2 separate regions of the Mus musculus genome follow, and region 2 is linked to region 1. The links are chromatin loops, found by intact Hi-C in ENCODE. Cell type or tissue: left cerebral cortex. All regions are shown on one strand. Each heading gives the region's core, and the rest is flanking DNA. Links, peaks and the distances in the headings are about the cores only. Region 1 has its middle 11 kb from the start of Arhgef26. Region 2 has its middle 66 kb from the start of Arhgef26.

What was found. A loop is a pair of places that touch in the nucleus more often than their neighbours do. Peaks named below come from ENCODE experiments on the same cell type or tissue, not always from the same donor. Only the 100,000 strongest peaks of a DNase experiment are listed, where the experiment ranks them.
Region 2: a loop joins it to region 1, with 2.5 times the contacts of the local background. A loop is called at or near these places in 2 of 42 quality-filtered maps.

The regions. Positions count from the first base shown.
Region 1 is chr3:62,319,539-62,336,725 of GRCm38, forward strand. No RefSeq gene overlaps it. Among named protein-coding and RNA genes, the nearest start is that of Arhgef26, 11 kb to the right of the region's middle. In left cerebral cortex, for the core only: no CTCF peak of the experiment used is centred there; a DNase peak (open chromatin) is centred at 8,565; H3K27ac peaks cover 773 bases.
Region 2 is chr3:62,265,363-62,281,126 of GRCm38, forward strand. No RefSeq gene overlaps it. Among named protein-coding and RNA genes, the nearest start is that of Arhgef26, 66 kb to the right of the region's middle. In left cerebral cortex, for the core only: no CTCF peak of the experiment used is centred there; a DNase peak (open chromatin) is centred at 6,562; H3K27ac peaks cover 684 bases.

The DNA.
Region 1 (17,187 bases), core at 7,538-10,037:
GTGACTCTTCCCCAGCAGCTATCAATTGCCAATAACTGTTCAACTGGGAGTAAATGGCTCCATAGGACCTGCTATCTATGTGCACAGATCCTTCATGTGGCTCTGAATAGGCACCTCCTAACCCTCTAACCCTTTTTATTCTGACTGGTAGCAGTATCTTTATTTCCTCAGATGATCCACTTATTTTCCACTCCTCTGGTCCTGAGGACTCTTGACCATCATAGAAACTTGACCCCTTGGCAGGAGCCATTGGATCTTAAATGAATACAATGTGAGTCCATGGGTTGCTTTGTTTTGCTTTGTGTTTAGATTTATTTATTTTTATGTTATCTAAGTTGGTGTTTTTCCTGCATGTGTGTCTGTGTACCACATACAGGCAATGCCCATGGAAGTCAGAAAAGGGCATTGCATCACTTGAACCAGGATTACAGAACATTATAAGCCACCTGTAATTGAGATATTGCCCAGATCAATTTGGCTTTGTGGGCATGTCTAATATTGATTGTTAGCTGACACAGTGGGACACAATCGACTACGGGTAACACTGTTCCTTGGACAGGTTCTGGTAAGTGTAAGAAAGCTAGCATGAGTTTGTGAGGAAATCAGCAAAGAGCAATCATCTCCACGAGCAGCCTTTCTTGGCAGCTATCCCATAGCTCTGGCCTCTCCAACATTTTGGGGTCTCCAAGGCAATCCAAGTTTCACCTCTACAACTTCATGCAATGGCCTCTCTAGGCATTCATGCAGGGACACCCCTGACTGACACATGCTTAGCTAGCCTCAGCAGCTTCCCTTAGTCACAGAGAGAGATCCTATAACCCCTTTCTTCTATCCTTGACTCTAAAGCCAGAACCATGTAGCTGAATCTGCCAAGTTCTGCTGCTTGATGGGGTTAGAACAGGGCCCCAATCATTCAATTACATCTTCATCATCTCTGTTTTCAGTGGTTTCCTTCATTTCCTCAGCTTGACTGTCCTGCAATTTGCTCTGTAGACCAGGCTGCAAACTCAAGAGACCCACCTGCCTCTGTCTCCTGAGTTCTGGGATTAAAGACATGATACATTACACTCAGCCTGAAGCTTTTTTTTAATTCCTTCTCACAAGCTGCAACTTTAGCAGGGTGGAATCTTGCCATAAGGACACTACTCCCTTTATTTCATTTAACCTCAGGCTTTTCTCTAATATGTTTATCTTCTTGAACACAGAATTAGCTCCATTCCACTTCCTGGTGCTTTTTTTCTCCACAAATTGTACATTTTCTACTTTTTCCTTGCCCAGTTTGCTCCTTTTCATTACTGATCTGCATCAGAGTGAGCACTAATGACCAAGTAACACAGTCAAGACTAGGCTATATGGAAATTTCCTCTGCCAAAGCTAATCTATTCCCCAATTTAGCCTCAGGCATACTTTGGGAGAGGGGTAGAAAGCAGCTACATTCTTCAACAAAATATCTCAAGAACAGTCTCCACACATTCACACATTAATATTCTCCTCTGAAATTTCTAGAGCCAGGCCCCCACAGTTCAAACCACGCTCAGCATCACTGTCTTCCACGTTCCTACTATTATGGTCCATTAAATTCTACTTAAAGCATTCAGCTGCTTTTCTAACTCAAAGTCCCAAAGTCTACATGCCTCCAAATAAAAACATGGTCAGACATGTCACAGCAATACCCTAGTTCCTGGTAGCAACTTCTGCCTTATTTGGGTTTCTATTACTGAGATGAGACACCATGACCATGACAACTCTTATAAAGAAAAACATTTAATTGGGGCTGGCTTACAGTTCAGAAGTTAGTCAGTTGTCACCATTGTGGGAAGCACTGTGGTAGGCAGGCAGACATGGTGCTGGAGAAGAATCTAAATGTTCTACACTCAAAGGCAGCAATCCAAAGGCGTCAGGAAGAGTTTCTACCCTGAATTCCCTCAATAATAGACAATAGCTGGTACACTGAAATAAACACTTTGTTTCCTTAAATTGCTTGGTCACAATGTTTTGTCATAGCAGTAGAGAAGTAGCTAGAATATTACTGGGCTAAAATAGAAGGTACAGAATAACAGATCTGCTTCTAATATGGATGGTGCTATACATCGGGCCACAGGAAAGCGCTATTTAAATTTAATTTTCTTATTTGAAAATTAGTATGACAGGTGGGTTAATTATATTCTCTCTTATAATCTGGAAAGCCAGCCCTGTAAAGTCATGTAAATTGTGTGTTCTACACTGTTGATGAGTGTGCTATACTAGAGTTAATGTGTGTTAAAATGAATGAGGGAGAGACACTGGAAGTGGGAGTGGGAAATGTCTCCCCCACACACAAGTTACATGGCTAATACACATCTGGGAAGGAGAAGAGAAGATATAAAGGGTAGAACTACAACATGAATTTAGAAAATATCTCTGATAGCCTCAAAAATTGCCACTTTGTCGAGGAAGCTGCTGAGTACTTCATAACATCAATCCTAGTAATACATAAGTACACTTTAGCCTCCCAGCATCCCATCTGAATATCTAGACCACTCTGGACCAGTTCTCAGGGGAAAGATGAGCCTGGCAGGAAGGACACAGATGATTTTGTTAGAACCGCATACTGTTGACCCATAAAATATTTAAAATTTTTGAATTATGCACACAAGTTTGTAAATTGTGAGGTTTTTTTTTTCCATTAAAATTCAGGTTTCCAGATTCTCTTAAAGCCAGAATCTCCCTCGGATAATGTTAAGCACACATTTCTCCACAGTAGTAATAAACAAGCTAAAAGCCATCTGTTGCATTTCCCAAGCTTCTGCAGACTAACTGAAGCAGTTTGCATAGTCCAGCTACCTTCTGCCCCAATGTACTCATGAGTATGCACCATTATCCTAGACAATGTCCTGGTTTTGCATCTGCCTGTCCACTGGGCTCATCACACTCTCAATGTGGCAACAACTGAACTTTGGGAGAGTGGCCCGCCACTACACAAGGCAACAAGTTGTGAATTCCGAGTAGGACATAAGCATATCCAAAGTCAGCCTCCCAGACTTATCTGCACTGCCAGCTGAATTTCCTCATAAAGCAGAAAATGGAAAACTCATTTTCCCTTTTATTAAATAGTTTAATGCAATTTTTAAATGGCAAACTCCAATCTTGAATTCACAAAACTAGAATAAAACTTCAATAGTCAAACAAGAAGAAGAAAAGTCTAAAAGAAAAAGATTATTCTGAAGAATCACAACTAATTTTCCAGGAAGAAAATGTACTCCAAGCAACTCTTGTTCATGGTCTCAGTGAGAGTGAAAGGGGAATTGTTTTAATAAAAGAAATATATATTCCTGAGTTAGACAAAAAAAAATTGAACACCTGAAATAGTAACTATCAAATTATTTTTATCTTCAATTTAAGTAAGTTTGAGTTTTAAGTCGCAGAGTATAAATCATGTTCTCCATGAATTTTGGAGAAGTATATGCAGCTGTGTAAGCACCATAGTGAACAAGGACATCTCCACCAGCCCACACTGTCCTGCCATCTCATAGATTTACCTTTATCATCGATAAATCCTTATGGATTACATTGTTGTTGTTGTTGTTGTTGTTTTAATATAATGGCTTGAGATTTTGTTCCCCATATTTTATATCATTAAATAACTTGTTCGGTTTCATGGTATGAATGCACTGTAACTTGTTTATCTACCCACCTACTAAACTAGATGGTATTTTTGAGGTTTTTGAGTCAGTCTCTCTTTCTCTTGCCCAGAGCTTCTATAAATAAAGCTTTTGTGAACTTTCACTCATAGATCTTTTTAGTATTTTTTGTATTTTTTGTTACTTTTGATTAAATTCTCAAGTGTCCTTGGGACATAGGATTTGTTTTGATTGCCAAACACCATCAAAAGGTTACTATAGTTTCAGTCACTTATAACCTTGTCATAACACTTGATATTGTCAGGTTCTAAAAATTTTTAATTGGCAGTTGATATGTATTCATTTTCATTAGATTTTATTTATAAGTTTTATTTATTTTATTTATTTTGACAGTTTTAATAATATTTTTGTATAAAATAGTGGTGTGTATTAATTTGTCTGTGCTAATTTTCCACTCCTATATCGTTTTCTGATAAAAATGTTCAAATTATATATCCATTCAAAAATTTCTTTACATTTTATATCATTTGTATATTCTAAATACAGCCTCTTTAGGAGGTGTGAGCTTTGTAAAAATGTTTGAAAACGTCAGATGGTAGAAGCAGTTTTATATATATTTAAAAGAAAATAACAAATATCAAAACAAGGTAGAAATAAGTAAAGCCCCATTGTCATGTAATAGACAATAAAGTTGGTGACTCAGAAGGTTGTTCAAGAGGCCTCTAGATCTTAGAGGAGCGTAAAACTTTGAAACTAGGAACAGAAGATAAGAAACTTATATTTATAATTGAATATCCCTGAACCCAGAAAACATGCCATTATTCAAACAGAAAGATACACAGAGTGGTGAATTAAATTAATTTTTTAAAACAATTAAAAGGCATTTGAAAAGGGCTTGTTAATTCACTAAAGAGAAAGAAAACGTCTTGGTCCTATACATCTTCCACAATTAAAACAAAAGAGAAATATCTTTCTCAAATGTTGGTCAGTTGTTGAATCATGAAATAAACTTAGAAAAACCATTGCAATCATAGAGGAACAAAATAAATAACAATATAGATGTATATCTGAGGTAAATATGTAAGTGCACAATCCTTAAATAATAAGATAATAAATATTTGGGACCTGGAGGGATTCTCAGTGGATAAGGAGCTTGTGACTCAAACACAAAGACCTGAGGTCAAATCTCCTGCATCCATATAAAAAGCTGGTTGGCAACACTTGCCTATAACCTCAGCACTGGAGGGATGGTGACAGGCAGGTCTGTGGGTCTTGCTGCCCAGACAGTCTACACAAATGATCAAGCTCCAAGTTCAGTTAGAGACCTTGTTCCAAAACAAAGGTGGAGAATAATTGAAGAAATCACCCTAAGATTTTCACATGTACATACATGGAAATGTAACCTTTCAGACACATCTGTATACATTTGATCTAAATACTGAAGCCCTAATATGAAATTCTCAAGCAAGAAAGCAAATTCAAGCAGTGTTCTCCAGTAATCCTTGGTCACTACATTTTTACTGTGAAGTTTTCCAGTTTAAAAAACGCAGAATATTAAGTTACTGAAACAATCTCAGAGTATAAGGGATATGTCAAGGCTTTCCTAGTCTCCTGGTACAGATCAGTCAGCAATGCCCAAGGAGGTGGCAACAGTGGCAGTGATTTGTGCACTGACTGTGAAAAGAAAGGATGGGAAAGAACAGCTCTTGAGGGTTTTTATGATTAATAGTGACAGGAGTTACCTAGGAAACAAGCCACAGGCATTGTGATGATTATCTATATCAGGCTAGTCTCTGGACATACCTAGGAGGCATTACTATCTTATTAGGCTCATTGGGGTAGGAAGACATACTCTAAAATAGATGGCCTCGTTCTATGGTTCTGGATACTGTCTGGAATAAAAGAGGAGGATGCCAGCTAAGTACAAGCCTCTGTTTGTCTCACTGTGGATGCAATATAATCAGTCCCTCAAGCTCAGGATGCCATGAATTCATCCATTAACTCTGAGCCAAGATAGACCCTTCCTTCCCCAAGCTGCTTTTGTCAGAGTATTTTATCATAGCAGCAGGAAAATAATTGACAAAAGGTCCTTCCTATAACAGCTATAGTACGAATGGTAAAATATTTCCTCTAACTATTCATAACCAAGAAAATACTCTGGGTAGTTCTCCCCCCATAATTAGAATATAATAAGCCTTTCAAAATATGACATTAAAAATACCAACTTCAATGTATGTGTGGTGTAACACTGAATACACAAATATAGTCAGAATAACTGGAAATATCTTCAAACTATATGGTGAGCAAAGATTACTTTCCTAAACACCTCAAGTAAATATCGAGTTTAAACACACACACACACACACACACACACACAGGATAAAACAATGCATGAAATATATGTGAAAAAATATACCCCAAACACATACCAGAGCTTTGGACAGAAACTTATTTTAATTCTATTTATCCTAAGAAAGTGAGGCTTTCCAGTCTTTCTTCTACAACTCCTTTAACATCCCTAACTAGGTAGTATCAATATCTTTACTCACTTGAAAGGCTTCTTTGATGGAACACCATGTGCCTATGAAATGGTTCACATTATCATTTCCTCAAGATCAGGGCTAAGGACAAGTGCCCCAAAGACACCTGGATGCACTTACCTGCATCTTTATGGGTCCTGGCCTTGAACTTGTAAAGGACTAAGACATCCCAGGTATAGGAAACAGGTATGAGTGCCTTGAAATGCTTTGCACCCATCTGTATGTTCACTTGACTTTGAGATCTCTGCCCTTGTGAACCAAGGAACATTTGCTTTGTTCTGTAGCCCCTGTAAGGTATCTTCGCAAATATTCTCCAATTCTTTGCTCTCATCCAATCTGGACATCAGATCTATTTTAAAGAACAAGACCCCGTATTCAGGGAAATGAGTAATATTTAACATTGTGTGACTATAACAATATCTTTGGCAGCTATTGGCACATGTGGTTTTAATTTTTGTTCCTCTGATGGCTAATGATATTAAACACTATGTGAATGCTTTAGAACCATCAGAATTTACTTCTATATGCGTGCGTTCCATTGTCTTCCCAAGCGCTCCTCAAGGATTGGACTGTGTTCTTTATATGTCTAGATCCTAGACCTTTGCCATTTATATTTATATAAAACATTCTCCCATTCTGTTGCATGCTTGCTGATTCTTTTTGGTGTTAGTATTTTAGAAAGTATATCCATAATGAAAATTTTATTCCACAGTTAACGCATGACTCTTATGTTAATAGGCAGAGAAATTGGTTATTTCAGTGAGAGGAATGCACTATTATGCATTATTCTATAGTATAAATATACATAATGCTTGAAGTCATTTTATAATGATGATATGAGCTTAGACTTACTCTAATGCCTAGAGATGCCCAATTAATAAAGAGACAATGATGTTTCTACTGCTAGTTCCAAGGGAATGCTTAATAAGGCCTTTTATTTCACACATATTTTTAAATTACATACATCTGTGACTCTTACTTTAAATTTTAAATATCTGGATAAATAAAACAACCACAACCTGGCACAAAAATCAGAGGAAACACCCAGAAGATGCACAGAAAGATTTTGTGAATGTTCTTGATTTGTCACTGATTAAAGCAACACATTTTCCAGAAAGCTTTTTAAATGTCAGATCTAGGCCTACTATAAAATTTATTATCATAATTAGTTGTTTTAAAACAAAGATATACATAGATTAAATTTGAGTCAGATTTCTGGGCTGAATTTGTCTATGCATAGTGATTAAACTTAAATTCTTATTAAATATAGTATGCCACTGACATGCACACATAGTAAAATAAATAAGGACAATTACACAGAATATTGTGCCATAAATATATCTCACTTTTCTCCAACTTATCCCTTTAATCAACCCTTCCCAGCTAGCTACATCCTTCAGAGATTCTATGTATATTCAGTGCTTTAAGTATTTTGCACTGCAGGATTCAGTTAGCCAAGCATGGCTGCCGACCATGAGGAAAATGCCAAACTGAGAATAAAATGATAGACTTTCTCCAGTTCAGAACTGGAGCAGGAGCAGCTGGGAGAGAAAGACTTGACTAAGCCTGTCTGATCCAAAGAGGACACCACATACCCATGCAAGCAGGCTGAGGATTGGTGAGGTGCCTTAGGTGGCAATGTAATGCCCTCCAGCTGATCACAGGAGTCACCTCTCCCACCTCAGCCAAAGTTTCAGAGGGAACATATTTGCAAAGATCTCAACTTCTCAACCTTCTCCTCCCTCTTCAAAAGAAAGTAACTACTGATTTCCTGTGACTTCCACCCCCTCCCATATTTCTGAGCAAATATCTCTTGCCTTATTACAAACCATTTCACCTTGAAGGGTACCACAGACCTTGTGGGCCCAACACTTCTCTTTTCCTGTCCTCTACCCAGTTTGGCTTTCCTGAGTACCAACCCTGGAGTGATTTCTTATGCTCATCTGCAAGCTTCTGTTGTATCCATACTCATGCTTCAGGTTCCTTCAAAGGCCCAGTGACCGTGTTCCAAGACAGGTGTCCTGAGCCCAGTGGCCCTAGAAGAATTGAATCAATATATGTAATACAGGTTTTTACAAACATCCCTATACACCTGACTACAAAAGTCTCTCTGAAATAGGATTGCCAGGTTTAATGAATGGGAATATGGTATTCCCAGTTAAATTTGAATTTCATGTTAACAGTGAGAGTACTTTTTAATGTATTTCATCTGATGTAACTTTTCATCTGTATTTTATCTGCCAACATTACTACAAAATCAGTTGAGCAATTAAACAATCCCCCTAATCTGCATTTCTTTGCCCCTAAAAACAAAGTGCCTTTTCTTTAATGGCTTTGGTCCCTACAACAGCCCATCAGTTTCAAAACTGGGCATTTTGAGTTGTCTTGAGCATTTCAAAGTGGTTGCTAGGTGGCAGGTCTCCATTGGGAAAGCATTTTTCAAACTTGATTGCCACTGCTGGGCGAGAGTAGCTTAGTAGCAAGCCTGGATGTGTATAACACAGAAGGTTTTACTCTGGTACTAACTACTCTTTTCGTACAGTAAAAAGTCAGTGGCAAAACAGAGTTTGAAAAGTATGCCTAAAAAAGCTTTTGTTTTGTATCAAATACCCAAACACCTTGGTGAACACAGAGCTAAATAATCATGGGGTTCAGTTTATTTCAGCTATTTTTTTTTCCCCTACTGGATTTTTAAGATAGGTAAGACTGGATTTCTTCCAAACAGTTCTGGGCAGGAGAAAACTTGAAAATACCGACCAGTCTTAAGTATCCCCACCTGATTCTTGATATAATTTTACTTGGAAAATGGAATGTTCGAACAGAATTTGGCTTATCTTGAGTTCTTTTGCAAACAGAACTCTTCACACAAAGGAACAGTGTGGCTTATTCAGATGCACTTTTGTTCAAATTACTTATCAAAGTTCATGAAACAAGAGTTGTGACTCTACACACTGTTTCATTAATCCAGAGAAAATTTAGAATACAACAAAGCTCAGAGAATGAAGTGAAAAGCCACTGGTAAATCATCACCAAAAGAAAAATGACATTGATGCTAGCATCCATTAGAAAATATCCACAGAAAGGACCAGGCCTGCCCAGAGGATATTTGTGTGTAATTTCATTGTTATGACTCTATGTTAAGTATATCAACATTACACCAAACCCAAGTTGTGTTCAAAAAGATGTTCAGGTTTTGTCATTTTATTTATGATTATTAATTTACTTATTCTACGACTTTACCTACCCCGATACCCTGGGCATAGAAGGAATACAACAATGAATTATAGAAAAGATGAAACCTCAAGAAATTTCACATTTTTCCTTTATGTAGCATATTATTGGGACTGCTGAGATATCCAGCCTCATGGCTGAAGAACTAGTGGATTTTCAGCCTTCCTGTCATGAGACAGCCATTGCTGAGCTACCTGGACCACATCCTACAAGCCAGTCTAATAAATTATATATATGGAATTGAATTATGTGTATGTATGCATATTTATAGGTATATGTGTAAGTATATGTATGTATATGTGTGTATATGTATTATTCTATTAGTTCTGTTCCTTTAGAAAACTCTGACTAATACAGTGGGTCATGGTTTGTGCTTCAAATATGTGGGATCTATGTGCTTGTTGCATCTACCATAATATGTTTATTGCATCCGTAAACTAGAGAATATTGCTGAGAGTAGATGCCCCTCTAGGGCCATGCAAGAAACTACTAAGGAAGGTTTTGGTTTTGGTTTTGTTGTTGTTTTGTTTTGCTTTTACTTTTGTATAATACCAATTTTTACTACATAGGTGTCTTACTATAGATTAAACACACTGTCAACTTTGGCTGGAGTGAAGTTTTCTTTTTCCTTTTTGTCAGTTGCCTTAAAGACACATAACTGGTCCAAATAATGAAAATAAGTGATTGAAGAAAACTGAGCCCTAACTAGAACATTTACTTCACACCCTGTGATGCTCAGGGAACAAGGCAGAAGAAGGGGTAGAAAGAACACATGAGCTGGAGGAAGTGTGTGAAGCATTGTTAACCATTTTGTTCACCACATATTTTGGCCATGGCTTCAAAACAGCTAGAGTTACCTTCACAAGACCGGCAGGGACTGGGATTTTCAGCATTCTTTCATGAAGGATAGAGAAGTTCATAAATCTGAGCCACTCTGTAAGGATTTATATACAATTAACCGTGTCTGGGGAAGGAGAGACATTTTCTCCCATGGTAGAACCACTGGTCCATATGTCTGTAAATAACCCTTTACCCAGGTTCCAGGAAGCAACCTTACTTAAACTCATTTTGGGTCACCTCTAAAGAAGACGTGACAGTAGAGGGGGAATGGATGGGAAGAGGTAGGGTACCAGTGGAAGTGGGAGGCAGACAAGAGAGTAAAAAGGACTTGATAAGATTAAAATACATTATGTTTGTGTGTATGAAGATTCCATAATCATACCCATTAAGTATAGTTAATATCTACTGATAAAGTGTTTAAGTAAATAAAACAAGACCCCAGGCAAGTAATTATTAAAAGAGATGAAGAGCCTGTTCTTCCATCTTGTGTGCTCAGACTGGAACCCAGTGAAGAGAGAAGGCTTTAAAATGCTTATCTCATCCTTGAAATTCAAGAACAACACACAAACCTGACTGGGGCTGCTAGTCACATAAACTTAGAGGGTTCTCTGAGCTCTTACTCTCTCTGAATAAGTTAACATCTCCTCAAAACAGAAAGGCACTGGAGATCTTTAGTGTCAAATGTCAATCATCTTTATGACGGTTGTGGACCATCCAAACGGATGCTGCAACTTTTGGACACTGGGAACAAAGGAACCCAGCCCTGCTGATCAAATCTGCCTGCAAATTTTCCTAGATGTGGCCATTGAAGACCCTGCAGCTCAATCTCCATGTGGGTATCCCAATGACTGGAGTTGGGGGGGCTGTCCCTAAAGTTGGCGCCTGTCTGTGAATTCCAATAGGGCTGCCTTATCTAGCCTTAGTGGGAGATGATGCCTAGAGACTTGATGAAGATGGGAGGGGTAAGGGACTTTGTGACAGGGGTACCAGGAGGTGGGCTGTATTTGGGATATAAATAAATGAATTACAAAAAGGAAAGAAAAAAAGAAAAAGAATCCTCTGAGACTACTTCCATGAATTCTAGCCTTTTCTATTTCTGACCTAACTCTTCCCCGTTTCTTGTATTTAGAAATAACAGATTTTATTACCATGATTTGCTGTTCAAAACACAGGAGAAAGTTATTTCTATTTAAAGATGGAGAGATACAGTTTATTTTTATGGGTTGCCTTGAGGACAAAGGGACCCCCAAGGGTTTATATGTAGGATGGATTGTTTATGTCAATAATGATAAAGATGATGACAATAATGATAAAAAGAAAGAAAGAAAGAAAGAAAGAAAGAAAGAAAGAAAGAAAGAAAGAAAACCTTCCAACCTAAAAACAGTGGTGACTTTCATACTAACCCTGACCTATTCCTCAAGGATACCAGCATGCAATGATGCTTAGAGGTAACTTCTGGCCAGGGAATGGTAGAAATGCATGGAGAAAAAAAAGTCCTCAAACCAGAGGAAGGTGAGAGAATCCTTTCTTCATACCCTCACTCAGCAGTTAATAGGATTACAGGGTGATTGGTGCAGCAAATTTAAAAGGAGAGGATAGGGATTCTGTTGCTAAGGGATGGAAGGTAAGTGGTCCAGCTCATTTCTGTGTCCTCCTCCTTCTCCTCCTCCTCTTTTGTTTGTTGTTCTGTTTTTGCTTGTTTGTTTTTCCACACATTTTCCCTGTGTGTAGCCCTGCCTGTTCTGGATCTCACTCTGTAGACCAGGCTGGACTTGATCTGCCTGCCTCTGCCTTCCCAAGTGCTGAGATTAAAGGCCTGTGCCACCACCACCTGGATCCTTTCTGTTTCTGATCAAAACATCACCACAAAAAGCAGCTTAGGAGAAGAAAGTTGGTTCTGATTACACTTCCAGGTCACAGCCCCATCACTTGGGAAAATCAGGGCCAGAGCTTGAAGCATAAACCATGAAGGAATGTTGTTTGCTGGCTCCCTCCATTTTATTTTTATCTAGTTTCCTCAATATGACTGAAGATCATACCCCAGGGAATAGTACTGGTCACAATGGACTAGGCCTTCTTATATCAATTAGCAATCAAGACAATCTCCCACAGATATGTCCACACACCAACCCAATAAAAGCAATCATTCAATTGAGATTCCTTTTATTTATTTATTATACCCGAGGTGATGCTAAACTGTGTAAGTAACTAATACTAAGTAAGATACTAGAGAAAGGGAGAGTGTCTAACCATTGTCAACTGTAGTAGGGGCCATTATCTCCTTAAAATTAGTTTGCCCTTCTGGTACCTGCTAGACTGAGCCCACCTTATATCTATACAGATTAGAGTCTAGTGCCTTATTGGTGCTGGTAGGACAAAAACCAGAACCAAATCCTAAACCAAAATAGACCAAAGAGGGAAATAACAGGAACTATTACCCAAAAGTCCTTCCTACCTTCTCCTCCTTGTGAAGGAGAAGACAACAAAAACAAAAACACACCAACACAAAACAAACAAAATAACCACCCCAAAACAGAAGTCATGTCTCAGTTCCCTCTTTGAAGGAAGATTGAATGAACCACGGATCATGGCATTTCTTCCTCACTCTCATTCCATTTCTAACATAGTGTTAGGAAATAGACCAGATTCCAAATGAAAGCCCCCCTTCCACACAGTCTCTTAGAAGAATATGTTTACCTAAAAATCCAGGGCAAAGAAAGATAACCCTAAATTGCTTTAGTTTCCACTGAACTTTACTTTTTAAGAAAAAAGTTTTCATAATTCTTAGATTGAAAAGCAATCTGTAAACATAAGTCTGAGGAGAAAAATTCTGAAAAGGCGGCAATACTATTAAGGCCAAAGCTCTATGGTTTCCTTAGCTCTCTGGGTTATGTATCCTGAATCAGTTCACACAATCCAAATAATTCTTCATAGAACAAGAAAGATACATACAGAAAGGCATGCAGAAAATAAATCAGGGCCAAGCCCATCCCTGCTTCAGTCTTTGTGATTCTGCTCAGGACCTCGGATGAGGGCAGGAACTTGTAACCGATGCAGGCAAAGCAGGGACATCTATTAGCAATCTGGTCAAAGAAGGAACAATGCTTAGGCATGATACTGCCTTATCAGTACAAAGACAGTTATTTTCCCATTCCAATCCAAATATAAGGAAGAGGGAGATAGATGGGGCTACCCTTTCCTGGGGCACAGAAAGAGGTAAGAAAAGCATTTTAAACAAAACAGTACCACCAGTTTGCTAACCATGGCAACTCTACCCTCCTTCCCTTCATAAACCCTTACTCAGGGAGTAAACCAGAGGCAGAAGTTATATGTGGCTGTTACTTCTCATTCCCTATACTTTCTGTGGGCAGATTTTATCCAACAACTGGGGAAGTTCTTGTTGTTAAAAAAAAAAAAAAAAAAAAAAGGTCTAAAGAGGCCTACATGTAAATTTTTGTCCCTTAGCCAGGGTGTGATGAGACTATTCACAACAGCTGAGTTCTGACTACTCAGCTAAAGGATTCTGCATAAAGTTGGATGAGTGATGACCTAGGCCTGGTCCTTGCCTTCTAGCACTAATTCTTTCACAATACTGAAGAAGGCAGGAAGAGCTCCCCTTCTTGTCCAAGTTTCACACAGCCTCCTCCTCAACCATGCTGCTCTTTCTAGTTTGGTTGTGTCCCTGGAGTCAGGCAGTTGTCTTACCACATTGACTAAATCAGACCCATGGAGTCAAGAGTAGGAAGGGACCATCCCACTGAACTCATGTCTACAGCATCTTCTGGGGGAAAGGGGGTGGGAGGGGGAAATGAGAAAGAGAATACAGAGGTTTCTATTACTTCCCCAAGGATCATAACTGAACCCTAAGCACCTCTGAACAATCAAGTTGTCCTTGGCCGAGTCCATGTCACTGGGCAGAAAGGAAAGAAAGAGGGCCAAAGGCGTGGTCTTCTCCCCACATGCACTGAAACCACTATACTGCTGGTCCATTGGAAAACGGTTTTGCACGTTCCTTTTCCTGATAGGCCATGCTGTAGAGCCTCCCTACCAATTGTAACTGTGGGATCTTTATCTTGGTAAACCTAAATTGATATTGTTACTAACCAGATATCATGTCTGATTTTTATTTGTATCAGAAAAGTCCTAGTCAGAGAATTGGAAATCAGAAGGGCAAGCCTGCCTTTTCCTTGAGACTGTCAGTATCCAAACTGCAAGAAGCCCTTGACAGTGAGTAGACAGAAAACCCAAGGAACATAGGATTTTATATACTGGGCAAACAAATGTTTACTTGTGCACAGAGGGAGGACGTCAGAGGGATCTTGTATATCTTCAGGCGTGCCTAGAACTCAACACGCATTACAAAATGCCCAAGATATGCATGTCTTACTGCTATGCTCAGCGTTTCAGAGATGGTCCACCTCAAAAGGACTAGAATCTGACTTGGTCTGCAGGTCAGTCAACGGAGTCTGCAAGAGAGAGAGTGGGGACTGAGGGGCAAGAGACTCTAAAAATGGAGACAACACAGGCTGTCAAGGATCAAGGATCAAGTCTTAAGTTTGGAGTCTCAAATCTTAAGTTTGGAGTCTCAAGTCTCGTTTATTAGAAGGCAACTATGGGTATATATGCACACGACGGGTAGTGCAGCTGGAGGTCCAGAATGTGTAGAAGAAAAACCAAGATGTTATCAGAGTGTTCAGCTGTGGTGGCCTTCTTGCAAAAACATCAAGTCTCTCATCAGGGTGGAAAAGTAACACCTGTAAGTAAATAGCCCGAGATGGCTGCAGAGATGATAGCCACTTTCTACTGACAGTCAACTTCCAACAAGAATCTCTAAATTCTTAAACTGGAATTGTTAACACTAGGATTGTGAATGGCACTGAGACTTTAGTCTATCCCTCCAAGCCCCAACACACACTTAGCTCACTCCTTAATCCACAGCGCCTGTGTATGGTATTGTCCACTAGGACAGACTGGCAGACTCTCACGTGGCTGCTTCTGCAATTCTGTAGGTGTGTGCTGCAGCTATCTAGAGGGCATCCTCAGGCTCTTCAGTAAAGGAGCAAAGAGGGAGAGTATGCTCCTTTGTCTTCCCTGGGAAACATGCCCAAATCTTCCCTTTCCGTCTCTGTGAAGCAGCCACACTTGGCTGCCCTATACATCTTTGAAGCTGAAAACAGAATTCATCTACCATATCTGTTCAGTAGATTAATATAGTTGGCACTTAAGAAATGTAGGTAGTCTAGTCCTTGTCCCACAGTGTATCCACACTGGAACATCTCTTTTAGAGGCCATTAATTCTTTTCTACCTTGAAATAATTTGGCCTTGTTATGTCCTCTTAACCGATGTCTCTATAGACCAAGGAGCTTCTCAGATCTCTCAATTTGAGTGTCTTCTGTGCTCATTTTAATGTTTTAGGTACTTGAGACAAGCTATAGTCTTCAAGTAGGCCTGGCCCATTGCTTCACTATTAACTGCATTAAATAACTATTTGTGGAAAGAATATCTAAATCCAATAAAAGGTGCACGGATATAGTAGCAAAGGTAATAAGTCCAATCAACATACTCCCTTTATATTAGCTAAATTATTGTGCCAAGCACATTAAAAGTAAATGCAGAAATATGTCCTGTGGTATACCATTGACTATTCCATTAATTCAATATGGCTTTTGAGTATACCAGCAAAGTCCATTGCTCAATGTACCCGTTCATTTCAATTTTAAAGAGTATTTAGTCCTGCTTTTCAACTTCTCTGAAATTGGAATGTTTCTTGAAAGCAGTAATTGGCCAAGTTACTGTGATGAGAATACACACACACACACACACACACACATACACACAGAGAGAGAGAGAGAGAGAGAGAGAGAGAGAGAGATCCATGTAATTATATTGAATTAAAGAATTACAATATGGCTATTAGTGGCTAGAAAGGAAATACCAGACACTGAACTATAACATGTTCATAAGAAATATTGTCTTGGTTTCACTTTTTGCACACATTCTTTCTCTGTGTACCTGATTGTCCTGGAACTTGCTCTGTGTTCCAGGCTGACCTTGAACTCACAGAGATCCACATGCCTCTACCTTCCCAGTGCTGGGATTAAAGGTGTGTGCCACCACACCCACACCAGGCACTCACCAAGGTCTGACACTATTACTGATACTCTGATATGCTTGCAGATGGGAGACTGGATGGATGACCTCTGAGAAACCCTACCAGCAGCTGAGACAGACACAGATACTTATACCCAACCATTGGACTGAAGTTGGAGACTCCTGTGGTTGAATTAGGGGAAGGATTGGAGAAGCTGAAGGGGAGGGAGACCCCATAGGAAGACCAGCAGTCTCAGTCTCAACTAACCAGGATCCCAGGGAGCTCCTGGAGACTGAGCCACCAACCAAGAGCTTGCATGGGCTGGTCCTAGGCCCCTGGCACATATTGAGACAGCATAGGTCTGCCTGGTCTGGCCTCTGTGGGAGAAAACATGCTTAATTCTCCAGAGACTTGCCCCAGGGAAGCAGGAGGCCTGGTGGCTGAGGAGCACCCTCTTGGAGGCAAGGGGGAGGAGGAATGGGATCAGGAATTGTAGGAGGAGAGACTGGGGCAGGCGGGGTGGGATGGGAGGGTGGGGGTAGAGGTGGGGGGAGTGGCAATGACTGGAATGAAAATAAACAAAATAAAATTAAAAGAAATAAATAACTTAAATAAATTCTACAAAATAGAATTAAATGGGCTATTCTGTATAGCTAAAATATAGTAAAATTTTAGATTTGTGTTAAATAAATCCACTGAACTAGAAAATGTAAAAAAAAAAAAAAGGAGAAATATTGTACTATTGGTGCTCTTTTTTAGGGGAAAACCATGCATATTAGTAGCTGTGTGAAAACAAAAGTATTCTAAAGCAATAGTATAAACCTCAACCAATTCACTCTGCTTATATTTTACACTTTGTATATG
Region 2 (15,764 bases), core at 5,513-8,012, 56 kb before region 1:
GCTAGTCTTAGTTGGGTTTCACTGATGATGCTCTAGCATTGAATTGCATTGTTGGTCTTCAATGGGCTTCACTGATGCTGATGCTATACACCCATTCACCTTCCTTTCTTCTCTGATCTTTGCTTATCTTACATTTGTAGAGAGAAACACACCAAAGAACTTATGGTACTGTTCCAGCTGCTTCTTGCTGCTCTGGAGCCGCATGGTTTCTTCTGGATCAAGCCACTACTGCATATTCTTGTTTGCTGTTTTGCTAGTACACATGACTGAAGACAATGAAGATTGGAATCACTCCAAGGAACTATTTCTAAACAGGTACTACAAGTAATTATTTAGCTAACATTAACAATTAAGGAATGAGAATCAGAAGTTTGCAAGCCATAGTTTACTAACTGACTCAGAAAAAAACAGTATCAAGGGTTATAAAAACAATGGATTATAATCCTGTGAAAGAAGACTGCATCAAGAATCTCTAGGTATCATCCCTACAAAGTACCTAATACCTTTAGAAAGGAATATAGCTTTTTATAATGGAAAATTCTTGCTGCAACCTTAAGCATGTAATAAAACAACATCAAAAATAATGAGATACTTAAAAATATTTGACTCTTAATCTAACAAAATAAACAATGAAAAGCACTCATGTAATATACTTAACAAAAATATCCTTTTGCTTTCATGGGAGGAAAAGTTTCTTTTTTACTAGTCAGTTACAAAAACTTATAGCATTTAGTAGTTTTATACATTTTCTTCCTAAAATATATTAACATCTTAAAATTCTTGCTTTCTTGTTGTTTATTTTCTCCAAATTGTTTATTCATTTTATATGTGTATATTATGCTTTAGAAAAGACATTCAGAAAGTGGAAAATCTACTTAGCATGGAAGTAGAAACATTTGCTCTAATAAATAACATAGAATTAATGATTGATATTATTTACCTCAAATTACAGTATTTATATTTAAATGATGGGTATGTTCAGTCTAGATTCAATGACTGAACAGTTAAATAATTTTAGTACTTATTTTGTAGAAAGTTCCATTATTGCAAAGATAAAGTAATTTTGTAGCATTATTGTAATACTGATAACAGTAGAAAAATATTTATGTGCACTATCCCTATGAACTGTGTTTTATGAAAAAAATTACATGTCAACTATTATTTTTATGTTAACTGTTATTAATGGAAACAAGAATCTTTAAATCTGTTTAGTGACCCGATATCTGCTATAAATTTATCTAAACTCATTCTCTTTCTATGTCATTTGTTCTTGCTATAATTAGTTTGTTTAATTATAAAGGGCCAAGCCTTGGAACTTCAATTTATCAAAAAAGACTTGATGGAGCTTATTATAAGCAGAAGTAAAATCCAAGTCATTTTAGCTAAAAGAGACTAGGAAGCAGATAACTGGGTAGCCTGGAATCTAGTCCACATGATGCCGAGGAATAGAACTGCTAAACCAAGAGGGTAATTTTCCACCCAAATTCATCAATTATTTTGTTCCCATTTTGTATAGGTTAACATGAGTCTATGGACTTTCACTTTTATATAAAGTCTTATCAAGATAATAATTACCAGGATAATTTGGTAAGACCATAATTTAGCATAAATAAAATAGAATAGTGCACTGTATCTGAATTGTGGTTTCCATTGCTATGAAGAGACACCACAATTATTATATAGGTAATTATTATAAAGGCAAACATTTAATTGAGTCTAGCTTACAGTTTCCAAGGGTTAGTCCATTATAATCATGGCAGGAAGCATGGTATCATGCAGACATACATGGTGCTGAAGGACCAAAGAGTTCTACATCTTGATACAAAGGCAGCAGGATACTGTTCTACAGGCAACTAGGAGGAGGTTCTCTTCCTCACTGGCCAGAGCTTGAGCACTAGTAGACATCAAAGCCTGCTTCCACAATGACACACTTCCTCTAACAATGTCACGCCTATTCCAACAAGGCCACACCTCCTAATAGTGCCACTTTCCATGAGCAAAGCATATTCAAACCACCAAACAGTATAATGTGGTGTAGAACAGTATAAAATAAACTAGTAACATGAGGGTTGAAATCTGTCAGGTTCTAAATTCTCAATCCAGTTTTAAGGTCTATTTCTATAAAGTCCTAGGTACATATCTAATCTTTATTTTCCATATAACCTCTGCAACATTGCTTCTAACACAGCTAAATTCACTTCAAGGTTTCTGCACATAGAGACCAGGCAACAGACAGGATAATCATGATGCTACAGCTGTTACTGAACAGGGGACTTTTGCAGTTCAGACGGAAACAGTGATTACTTTCCTATCACAAAGTAAATAAAATGAAGCCCCTTAGACAACACATGTTGAACTAACTGCCAACAGATAGAGAGTATTCAAAAAGAAGCCATAAGCTGCAGACCAGCAAATGAAAAGAGAGGCCATTTCTAAGGGAATAATAAAACAAAAGGATCCAGAACACTACCACTTTTAAGGGTACTTGTGTATTCACAATGAACCCAGAGCAATAACAGACAGTTTAAAAGGAAAACAAGAAACCAAAACCCAAAATAGCAAAAGAAAACTATAATTGTTAATTAAGTCCCAAATTCCAGAGCACATGTTTCTTATAATTGACAGGTACAAGGCAGGAAATATAAAGGACAACATGACAACCAAAGAACTTGAAGCCAGATAAGAATTAAGTCTTTAACTTCATTCAGTTTAAAGAATCAGAAATGAGTTAGAAGAGAGAGATGTAACTGTTAAGTTCAGAATTAGTTTATTATTAATGTTTTGACTCAGCAGAATGTAAAATTCTCATTTAAAATCAGTTTCAAGGTTTTACTTTAGTTGCTAAAACTTTCCAAGATATGAATCTTCTATCAGGAGGGTAAAGCAGTAAGGATAGGGCAGTAGAAAGGGAAGGAAGAAGCCAAATAACACCAAGAATGTTTGAGAAAGCCATAGGAAACCTAATAGTTATATGTGTGTGCCTGTGTCTTTAAATGGAGCAGTCCTATATAGGGATAATGCTCCTTCTTGAAGGCACAGGTTGCCCAACAAAAGTTCAGTGTTGGATGTGTGGGTATATCCTCTCAGGTTACTCATCAGAGGGTCCTATAGTATCTGACCCCCAAGTAATACAGATGGTTGTCCTTGCTCTTCTTTGCTGTATAAGTTTACTTCTCAATTGTGATAAAAAAAATACTTTAATCATAAACAACTTGGGAAGCAATGTATTTATTAAGACTCAAATGAAATGTATCAAACTAAAGTTTCCCACAACTGACTTGGTTCTTTCTAACAGGAGCCCTTTTCCAGTGTTTCTCCCCTAACCCACGAATGTAGAAAATTCTACATTCCCTGAGTCTTTTCATTCACACTCTACCTTGGGAAATCTCTCACCTCTACCTGCTAGTATTTACTCACTGACCCCCAAGCCCCTCCCCAGGCCAGGACTTCAATTCTCACCTTGCTCCCATCTGGATACTCATGTCTTCAACTCCATAGCCAAAGTAACCCTTAAAAATATTCCTAAATCAACACTTCACAAGAGACTGTAAAGGTTTCTGTCACCTCTTGATCCTGGTCAGAATCCTCACATGAATATGCAAAGCCTTTTTTAGTCCTGCCCTTTCTCTGTGTTTTCCAATTGCCCCTATGACTAGGGAGACACTGAGCCTTCTTAGTTTCCTCAGTTTGAAAGATCTTCTAACACATTCTTCCACTCTGGCAACATAATTCTACATCTTTTTTTTTTCCAGACCACATATCTGGGAGAAATGTTTCCTGCTCCTTTCTTTACCCAGTATGCACTGTAGTAGCAGTGTGTCACTCCGTCAGTTACCTCATTTCTCATTTTAGCTCCACTGAGGAGATTGATAATCTTGACTTTCAGTCAGCTACATGAACCATGTAAACAGAACTATATCTACTTTTGCTTAGAATTGAATTCCCAGCACTGTGCTTATAAGTGGTATATGATCAAGAGACATTAGCTAAATGGGGTGAAGACAGATGCCTAGATAAGGGAACAGTTATGTGAGTGAATGAAAACAGCCAGAAGTAATCCTGCTGGGTCAGCAGAATGGTCCAGTGGGTTAAAAGCACTTGCTGTGAAAACCTTGACCTACCAAGTTCAAGTCCTTGAATCCATTCACATAAGTGGATGCCCACAGTCAGCTATTGCATGGATCACAGGGCCCCCAATGGAGGAGCTAGAGAAAGTACCCAAGGAGCTAAAGGGGTCTGCAACCCTATAGGTGGAAGAACAATATGAACTAACCAGTACCCCAGAGCTCTTGACTCTAGCTGCATATGTATCAAAAGATGGCCTAGTCGGCCATCACTGGAAAGAGAGGCCCATTGGACTTGCAAACTTCATATGCCCCAGTACAGGGGAACGCCAGGGCCAAAAAGTGGGAGTGGGTGGGTAGGGGAGTGGGTGGGAGGGTATGGGGGACTTTTGGGATAGCATTGGAAATGTAAATGAGGAAAATACCTAATAAAAAGTATTAAAAAAAAAAAGAAAGAAAGAAAGTTGTCCCTTGACCTCCACATTCTGACTATGGCAGACATAGGCACACACGAACATACAACACCAATACTAAACAATGATCTCCTCAAATTGAGTGTCCTCTCTAAGAATACAGCCTGGGCAATCCAAATGTCTCCATGCCAAATGGCAGCCTTAAAAACAAATAGTCTAGGCTGGATCCCAGCAAAGATTCAGAGAAGGATCAGTGGTTAAGAACACTGGCTCCTTTTCCAGAGGACCTGGGTTCAGTCTTCAGTACCTGCATGGCAGCTCACAACTCTCTATAACTCCCATTCCAGGGGATCTGACACCAATACACTTGAAATAAAATGAAATAAAATTTTAAAGCTTATTTAAAAAGAAAGACTAAAGCTGAAACACAGTTCATGGAGTGCTTTCCTGTACTCGTGACAAAGATCTGGGTGGACCACTAGCACTGTGTAAAAGATGTGGTGGAATATGTACCAGCATGAAGGTGGAAGCAAAAAGATCAAAGATCCAAGATCTTTGACTATTTACAAGAGATCCTCTGAGGAATGGATCGTATTACTTAGCAGCTATGCTTCCTCAAACCAGTGATTCTATTTCTTAGACCCTCCCTGTATCCCATTTTCAGAATGGCATATAGATAATTGTAAGCTTAAAAAAGAAGATATAATTAGTGAACAAATAATACGTGCCCAACAAATCTGGGCTCTTTTCTTTCCTCTTTTTTTCTTTAGTTATAATTATTTATTTATGTTTATTTTGTGTGTGTATTGTGTGGGCAGATTCCTGCTTGGGAGGTCTATGAGGAGCATCATAGTACAAGAGAAAGGATATGAATTAGAATGTAGACACCAAATTTAATGATTTCAAGATTTGTGCAAATCACAACTTTTCAAGAAATGCCTTGGACAGACCCAGCCTGAAAGCATGATAAATCAAAGTACTCCAGGTCCCAAAAGTGAAAGAACTCTCACCATCTACAGCTTTGCATTAGCTTAGGCCCTGTGGGAAGGTAAGCAACTCAAGAGAGCTGCCTAGAGGAACACTTAAGGCAGTGATTCTCAAGATTCGACACTTTAATATAATTCTTCATGTTGTGGTGATCCTCAGCCATTTAATTATTTCATCGCTATTTTATAACTGTAATATTCTACTGTTAAGAACCATAACGTAAAATACGGAATTCTGGATTTCTGATATGTATCCTCCAAAGGGGTTGCATCCCCAGGTTGAGAACTGCTAGGTTAAGTGCTCATGGACAGAGGTATTAGCACAGAGCTCAGTTTCTTGTAGAAAGAGCTGTCTCGCAGAGGTTTGACTACTCATCCTTCCGCTGTAGAGACTCTAGTCAGAAAAGGCACATAGAAACTTGCAGAAAGCATGAAAGTGAAAGAACATGCTGGCTATGTTTGTGTCTAAGTGTTTTTACTTCCCTCAAACTGTTCTGTGTGTTTTGATGTTCCGCACACTATCTCCACACACACCCCACCCTCCCCTCAAATCCAAAGTGTTTTAGAGTTGTCATATAAACCCAGTCTATAGTTCAAAATAATCCATAAATTCATTTTTAGAAAGAAAGGTTTTATCTTGTAACCTAAAATGAAAACAAATAATTTAACCCCTTATTTCCCACAGAGACCTAGGACTGTTTCCTTACCTGAATATAACTTGGTGGAGACAAGGATGACAAAAGCCGTAGCTTGAGCAGCTTCCAAGGAAATTGGAGAGATTTTTTTTTTTAATGCTGTGATACCTGGTGTTTGCTAACATCAGGTGACTTATATTTTATCTGCAGAAAATACTTCAGATTCTACTACACATTGTCTTTTGTCCACCGATTTTGTGTCACCTTTAAAGCTTTCCTTTATCTTTTCATGTATTTTCACCTTGATACTTTCATTTGTAGTTCTAACTCATTGCAGAAACTGCAGTGCACACATACACACACCCTGAATACAAAAAAGACAGGAAAGAAAAAGCAGACTCAGAAAGTGCCTTCCCAGAGGCACGACAATGCCAGGACTCAGCCTTGCTTTGCAATTTTCCACACTTGTCTCTGTTTCCAGTGGCAACTGTGAACTACAACCAGCAACGTGTTTCCCATTTAGATCGCACTTGCCAGCAGGTTGCATAATTAGATTGGATATCTTTAATCTCTCCTAGAACTGAAATGTGAAAAGGTTCCCTTTAATAAATGAAAAAAAAAAACAGAATAATGGAAAGTATTTGAAATCAAAACATCATGAATTTTTGCCACCCATTCATGGTGCCCTTTCCTGATTTGGTTTCAGAGCTTGCACATTGGAACTGCTATTTGTAATGATGCATTTGTGGAAAAAAATATAGTGATTAGTTCTTATAATCAGCCTGATGATAAAAAGATCAGGTGCTAATTTCTTGTTACAGGGCTAGGGAAAGAAAACAAAGCTATAACTAACATTTTATGATCATCTGGGATGCCAAAACATGGAGCTTGGCCTGACTGAGGAAAAAAATAATGAAAAATCCAGCCTCTGTGAGGTTGCCACTGATGACAGAAGAATTTACTATTAGAAACAGTAAATAATGTGATAGTGACTACTTTGCATGTCTTCTGATTAACAAACACAACATCATAGAAGCCCTCTTGAAGAAATATCAGCTGAGCTTAGCCTTAAAGCACATGGAGCAGCTTTCAAAGATCTCCCAACCGCACTTTCGATGAGTTTTCAGTTGTATTTGATTATTAATTTCCAGGTAAATTTAAATACTAAAAATAGATCTAACAAGAAGGCCTCTGAAAAATCACCTAACCTAAAACACTGATTCCCATCCTTCAAGTCAAGTAGACAGAGTAGGTTGTATTGTTTGTTTCTTTCTTTATTTAATTTCAAAGTCACATAAGTACATTAATTTTACCACATATAAAAATTAAACTGTGATCAAAATAGTATGTTTCAAAGCTGCCCACAGTGGCACACACCTTAAATCCCAGGACATGGGAGACAGTAGCATGCAGATCTCTGTGAGGTCCAGGCCAGTGTGGTCCACATAGTGAGTTCCAGGACAGCCAGACTCTATCTTTAAAAAAAGAAAAGAAGAGAAAAGAAAAGAAAAGAAAAGAAAAGAAAAGAAAAGAAAAGAAAAGAAAAGAAAAACGGAAAAATAACAGAGAAGAGAAAAGGAAGAAGAGAAGAGAGCGAACAAAAGAGAAGAGGAAATGGTATGTTTTATGTGTTTGCTTGGCAATTTTTTACAGTTTCTACAATTCAGTGCTTCAAGTACTTCCTTTCTACATAGTTTCTATGCAATCCATTCTTCCAGGAGGCTTAAGTCTTTATTTTCTTCAGATCTTCTTCCAAACACAAGCTATTCTGCAAGTTCACCGGTGTACACACACACACACACACACACACACACACACACACACACACACACACACCTGGGGTTAGTCACAACATCCAGGTACTGAGGCAGGCAACACAAAAGGAGTTATAGAGTCAGCAATTATGGCCAAAGCTTGTTTACCTTTCGCAATTTCTATAGGCAATTGTGTCACCAAAAGCTGCTTACTTTTGGCAATTTTTAACCTCTTTAACTCTTTGTTATTCTGTGGCCAAAAGCTACTGGATGCTGACTTCTGGCAATTTAATGCCTGCTGATAGCAGCAGGGGATTAAGAAAAAAAAATGCTTAGTTATTTGAGAACTTTTCTCTCTGGCTCAAAATTGGTTAACTTTTTCTGTGAGCCAGAGAGAAAAGAAAAGGAAGAAAGGGAGAAAGTCAAGCACACACATAGACACACAGGCACAAATGTTGGCTGGGCCCACCACATGTTTCATCAAATCCACAAATGTTCATGTATACTTACATACATACACATATACCTAGACACATATGTATTACATATTTGGTGGATGAGGCAGAGCCCCAAAAGCAACACTTTATTTCTTTTCTCTGACAATTTATACCTACTCAGACAAAAGTTCTTCACAAAACTACCTCTTACGTGAAATGGTACACAAAAGGGGAGTTACAGAAGGATGTTGATAGTAAGTTCAAAGCAGTGTTTCATTCTATAAGTTCATTATAAGTTCAAAGCAATAGTTTCACATGCCCTTGCTTTATCATAGTATACATTTGTGGCCTCATCCTTAGACCTGACTTAGAATGAATGTGTTCCCTTGATCACAAATCTATCCCAAGCACTCTTCTAGTCCACTTATGAAAGCTCATGTATTCCTTATTATGCAGCCTTTACTTACTATTCTATGTGGAGGTGGGACATTCTATTCTTGATTATAACTTATTACATTTTTCCAGAAAAACAACTAAAACTATATCTTTAAATTTTTTCCTAGAATGATTTGAACCAAATCAGGAATGCTGTGAAGTCATTAATTCATCTAAACAGCATTAACACATGAAAGTTCATCTTCATTATGATCTGCAGAAAATTTGCCCAATAGGTTAGACTGATGCCCAGGAATCATTAGGCTGTGAAATAATAGCAGGAAGGATGTATCACCAGTGAGAAGCAATCCTGAGATGAAGTCTCTGGGACTGTGCCTCTCCAGAGCACACCCATTGCAGCCATGTAAAATGGGGGGCCACCTCCAGGAAACTCACTTGCTTGGCATAACCTTTCCTAGATGACTTCTGTCATATACATACGCATGCGCACATACTTGTACACAACCAAAACTACCTAGAAAGAATAATAAACAATATACCAATATAGCTCTAGCTCATCACTGTGAAATTAGTCTGTCTCCTGAAAGCCTACAGGAAAATGTCCTACCCATACACTTATGATAAGCTCAGTCTTATGAAATGACTCCATAATGATTGGCTACATGAAGAAAATATGGCACTAACCAGATCCGAATCTCCTTTGAACATGTTTGTTTGTTTATTTGTTATTATGAGACAGGGTCCCTCTATGTAGCTGTTTTATGCCTGCTTCTGCCTCCTTAGTGCTGGAATTAAAGCAAGTGTCCCATGTCTGGCTCTTGGCATGTTCTTAGTAAGGCTTTTTACAACAACTAAATTATTTCCATCAGCTGTTATTTAGCAAATAATAGTACCCACTAAGAATACATATGTTTTATTTTAAAATCAGATTCTCTGAAAGTGAAACCCAAAGCACCAGGGTAGAACTAGAGACATAAGAGTTTGGGAAGAATCCAGTTTATAGTCACTGGAAGTTTCAGGAGAACACACATCCTCTGTTCTTCTAACTAGACTACCACAGTTCCTGAGCATAGGAAGCATTTAAACATAATTAACTACTAAAATACTTTGTGTCTTAAACATCCCACAGTAGCATGTTTTAGTATGTGGAAGTATAGAAAGGTAAGATATAGACACTAAGTGGTGGTACTTAATGGGAGATTTTTAGGTCACTAGGGAATATTTTTGAAAGAGATTGTGAGTCATTTTCTCTTCCTACTGACTCCTAACCCTGAAGTAAGGGGTTTACCTCTAACTATGTAGTCAACCTCACCATAGGCCCAATAGGACTGAGTACATATGATCATAGAATGAAACTTCACAAACCATGAACCCAAATAAACCTGTTCTCTTGCGATATTATCTCAAGTAACTGCACTTACTAACACATTACCATTCCATTTTCTGCTTCTACAAGTTTATTTCATGTTCCACACATAAGTGACAATGTGCAATATTGTCAGCGTTTGATTGATTTTATCTCTAATGTTCTGCAATTCCACACAAGCTGTTACATGACAAGATTCTTTTAATGATTAAAAAGTGTTACATTCTGTATGTCTTCTACAGTCTTTCTTGTCATGCACCTGCCAATAGATATTATAGATATGCTTGTTTCCATAACTTAGCTATTGTATGTGGTAGTACATCAAACATGGACAAGTAGACATCTCTCCAACAAATTGAAAATATTCCAAGTATCTACTTGGTACTGGGACTTGAGAAATGATCATTAAATTGTGAAAGGGCCTCAGTTAAGTAGGAGGGATTAATTTGATTTTTAAAAATCTGTTGAACAGCAAAGTGATTACAGATGATAGTAAAATATTGTACATCAAAGTACATTTAAATGTCTCTGAAGGGATAGATCTCAAATATTCTCTCAGGAGATGTCATATTTTTGAAATGATGGATGGGTTTGTAGGCTGATTTGTTCATTTGGCATATTTTAAAACCGCAACATCAGTTTTTCACCCAACACATATGTACATCAATAGTGTGTCAATAAATAATAAAATACTGATTGATTAATATCTACATAGTAATTATATCTAATATAAGTCAGTTGATTAATATGACAAAATATTAAGAAAAATCATTTCAAAATATCCATATCACAATTTTGATGACAGAATCAGTGGGTACTCCCCCATTGTCACAACTGAAAATTATTAAATTGGACTACTGTAGCTCGACTTTGCTACTTTGTGGGTTCTTCTTTTTTCCCTCCCTTTATGCTTCCCCATTTCCCTCCCTATCACTAGATAGGAGACAATGAAGATGGAGTAGAGACCGGGTGGAGAGGGGGAGAGAGAGAGAGAGAGAGAGAGAGAGAGAGAGAGAGAGAGAGAGAGAGAGAGAGAGAGGAACTGTTTTTTTTCTTGTTTCTTCTTTGCTAGTAGCTGTTTTTTGCTACTTTGTGAACCCTTCTTTATCCCACCCTTTATTCCACAGTTTCACCCCATCACTAGATAGGAAAGATGGACAGAGAAAGAGAGAGGGAGAGAGAGAGAGGGAGAGAGGGAGAGAGAGAGAGAGAGAGAGAGAGAGAGAGAGAGAGAGAGCCTACATCTAATCTCTACTTTCAGCATGACTACTAACAAGCCACAAGCTGTCCCAGTGTGTGCTCTCACATCTCTGCGTCCACCCAAGAGCTCTGGAATCATGAACGAAAAGACACACAGAAGCATCCTTATTTTTAATATGCCCTACTAGCTCAATGGCTGAGCTTTTCCCTAACTCCACGTGGCTAACCTCCTTTCCCTTCTGACATGCCAGAGTTTACACCTTTTAAAATCTGTATTTCATCTCTACCATGTCAGACCCAACTGAGGGAAATGGCCCCTGAAGCTACTTTGCTGGATTCTGACATCTGACCTCTCTGCTTCCCCATCATGGTGGTCTCCATGGGAGGGCTGCCTAGAAGGAAACAAGGCAGCAAAGATTAAACATAGATTTAGAAATATTAACTCAGGAATACCAGAACTAGTGTGTGCTAGCCATGGGGAGATTTGGAAGGGCCCAGCCATTTAGCAAGTTAAGGTTTATTAAATATAAAGGGTGTGTGTGTGTGTGTGTGTGTGTGTGTGTGTGTGTTTCATTCATGAATCCAGAGCTCTTCGGTGGGTGCAGAGCCATGTGTGCACCTGCTGGGAGCTCAGAGCAGATTAACATTTTACAGCTACAATAACCAGACACCCTGAATGACCACCAACCATCAACCCACCTATCAGGGTGCTAGCATTTGTTTACCCCCTGAAAAGTTCCCAGAATCCCAAATGTCACACAATTACAGAAACTATCTGCAGCTGGCAAAACCACACCTCTGCTGAATAAAACATAGCTGTTGCAGGCTGCCCCCAAAAGCCTCCTACCTCCACACCTAGGATTAAAATGAAAACATATTCCTATAATATTTCTGGTTTTTTTAAATAAACCAAAATTCCATAATTATCATTACAAAGTATTAGAACTGAAGGGCCTAAGATATCATTTAGTTATTGAACTCTATTAACCAGGACTTCTTTAGTGAGACCTCAGAAATAGCTAAGAAGAGTGGAAGCCCAAGCAAATAGTGGGAAGAATGTCCAGGCTGTATGGTGGGTATGCAACATAGAATCCCTATTTTTTATTTGATTATTTAGCAGCATCTTGTTGAGCGCATGTACTTGGCTAGCTGTCTGGCTGTACTAAGGATATACAGTTAGAAAACCAGTATCTTCCAATATATCACAATAGCATGTATTATATATGGACATTATAAGAAGTTTCATTTAGAAAGTGTTCTTAGATGAATTGAGGAGGGGAGCCAATAGACAGACAGACAGACAAGCAGTCAGGCAGAAAGATAGACAGGTTAATTGAGATTCACCTCTTCATTTTATAGGCAAATAAACAGGTTGAATGCATTACAGAATTCATTTAATTAATATCAGAGATAAGACTTAAACCTACTTCCTCTAACACCAAAATTTGGGGTCAATTCCTTCAGCCTTTCATTTTCTACACATAGTGGATCCATGAAAGAACTAAGAGTGCATGTAAGAACAAGACATCTGAGTAACTCTTCCATCCACCTCATGGAACTGAGTCGTGTAAAAGCAGCATTGCAAGCCCATCGGTATATTTTCCAGGAAAGCTTTGTTTGCAAATAATGAAAGCCCAATTCAAACTACAGTAAACCTACAAAGAAAGTCTTGCTTTACATATGTGAGTAATCCAGAAATACTTTATTGTCTCAGAATCTGAAGATTCACTCAATATAAATGAAACGCCTCTTGTTTCTTGGCATTGTTTCCTAACTCGTCCCCAGCAAGCTTTCTCTGAGACTGCAAGAACTCCAGCCCATATGCTTCCGTGTAAAAGAGTGAGTCTGTTTGCCATGGCTGGAATCTTAGAGCTGAGCCTCATTGGTTCTAGCAGACTTAACTTATCCACATCCATCTGTTCCCTGTTCTGACTGGTGAATGGTTATCAAGGCAACACTATCTAAATCTGAGGAAGATCTATGAAGTATTTTTAGAGAGGAGGTTGGGAGGGATAGAAAGAGAAAAAAAAAATAGCAACAGGGCACATTTTCTCAGATAACCTAGATTATCTGATTAATTAATTAATGTACTGATTATTCGATATAATTAGAACATTATATCTAAGAGCAACTGAGCTCAGCATGGGAGGATTCTGAAGTGAGATCTAAACTATTAGAATCCATTAAACATATATATATATATATATATATATATATGAATGAAGCCCTAACAATAAGGACCCTGGAGTTTTACCACATGCATATCACATGTATTTTTAAAATTAACTGTGAATATTTAAAAATTAGAAGAGAGAAAAATCACAAAATGTGTTTTATTCTAATTCATCCAAAAGTGTTTTGCCCTGGTTGTGCGGTAGGTAACAGAAAGTATGACCTTGGCTCAACAGTGAGATCAAGCTAACACTTCCTCCTGGCTGCTGAATAATAACAAGCAAAATATGCTGTCTTTGCTTTAAAGTGTACTGGATAGTTTGCACAGCTGATATGACTGTCTAGTTTGTCCTTATCACTATACATTCTCATATTTGGGCTGTCATGTTTAATGTGTTGACATAAAGTTGTTTTTATAAACAATATTTATGTCTTACTTACAGCATCCCCAATAATAGCATCTGTCATGTCATCTTGTGAAAATCTATGACTTGGTAGAAATTATCTTATATCTGTATACAGTGATAAATGACTTTTAAATATTACTTTATATATTCTAGTTCTTAATTTTAGAAAATTAAGCCAAGTACTTTAAGCCCTTGGTTTATTTTAAAGAGAAAAATCATGTTTTAGTAACTCATAATTTGTGAAGGTTGTTATATTGATGGAAATTACAAAGAATAACCATCTCTTCATTTTCCTTTTGCCCCTTGCTAAACATTATTTTTTTCTCATGAATGTTTTGAGATTCAGAAGGGAGTTCTTGTATCATCACATAATGACCAAATAAATGCTATGTATAATCTTCATGACTGATAAATGAGTGGGTAGCAGGATTAACTGCAGAGTACAGGAGTGTTTGTTTTTTACACAACCCACAGAAGAGTGTGCCCAGGAATGTTTGCACACTGTTTAGTTGACGCCATGGTAAAGTTATAGTAACCACAGTTAACAGAGCAAACACAGTGTGCTCTGAAGCCTTAACATATTGACATCTGCACAATAACCTTGTAAAGCACGAGCCTACTTTTCTAAATAAGGATTAATTAACACAAAGGTTCAGTAATTTTCTCTCATGACTATTTACATGTCAAGACCTGTTCTCTTCTATATAATATTATTCTCTTATATTATAAAAACTGCCTTTCCCTCCAAGGGCTGGACCAATGCCTCCCAGCACATATGTAGCAGCTGTACATACAGCTCAGTCTTCGTGTGGTTCCCCCAGCAACCGGAGCAGGAGCTGCTCCTAAAGCTGATACCTGTCTGTGGTATATTTTCCCTAATTGGGCTGCCTTCTCTGGCCTTAATGAGAGAGGATGCACCTAGCCCTGCAAAGACGTGATGAGCCCAGGTCAGGGGATACCCAGAAGGGACCCCCACCCTCTCAGATGAAAAGAGAAGGGAGTAGGAGAAGGGAGGACCAAGAGGGGGAGCAGAGATCAGAATGTGAATGGAATGAATTAATTAATTAATGAGTTAATGAAGTTGACTGTAAAAACAAAGTAAAATAAAAATAAAATTTGAATCTCACTTCAACTACTATGGTGCAAATGAAATTCACATATACAACAAGTAGACTATAAGTTGGGAAAAACTTAACCAAAGAAACTATTTTGTATGTTATAAATCCATTAATAGATTACTTCTTTTTTTGGCTTTTAGTACTTGGTAGCTGCTGTGATGGTCAATTTTATCAACTTGATTGGGGTAGGAAATACACAGAGAATTAATATGTGTGGCTGTGACTACTGTTCCAGAGAGAATTCATTGAAATAGGAGGACCTACACTAAGGATACATTTAAAGGAAAGGGGGAGGTGGGAAACAAGCCAAACTCACACATTCCCCACCTTCCCCATCCTAGCCCACCGTGGTGTAGATAGAACTGCTTCTCCACATCTTCTGCACTGTGATGGGATGAGTCCTATGAAACGAAGCCCATAATGTTTCCCCCATAGTTGCTTTTGTTATCACAGAGTCACAAAAATAACTAATACACTCAATAGAGGTGAATGGCTTTCTGAATGGCTTCTTTGAGCTCTCAGATTTATATAACTGAAAAGCAAGATAACTACACTCTCTCTATCCACTTAGTTATTCCATTGGCCCAATTTCTTCCCTGATCTAATGTCTTGTAGCTCACCTCCTGCTTATAGCCCTAAGCTTCCAAACCTAATGTTTCACACCACTGTGACCTTCCATTTCCATCTTACCTATTACTCACTCTCTGCCTTCAGTTGACTAGGTCTAGTTAGCCTAGTCAAACCTTTCCCCCATGGCCCTACTTAGGCACAGTCCATGTGTGGACAGTGTTTCTTTTGGACCAGCCTAACATGTGG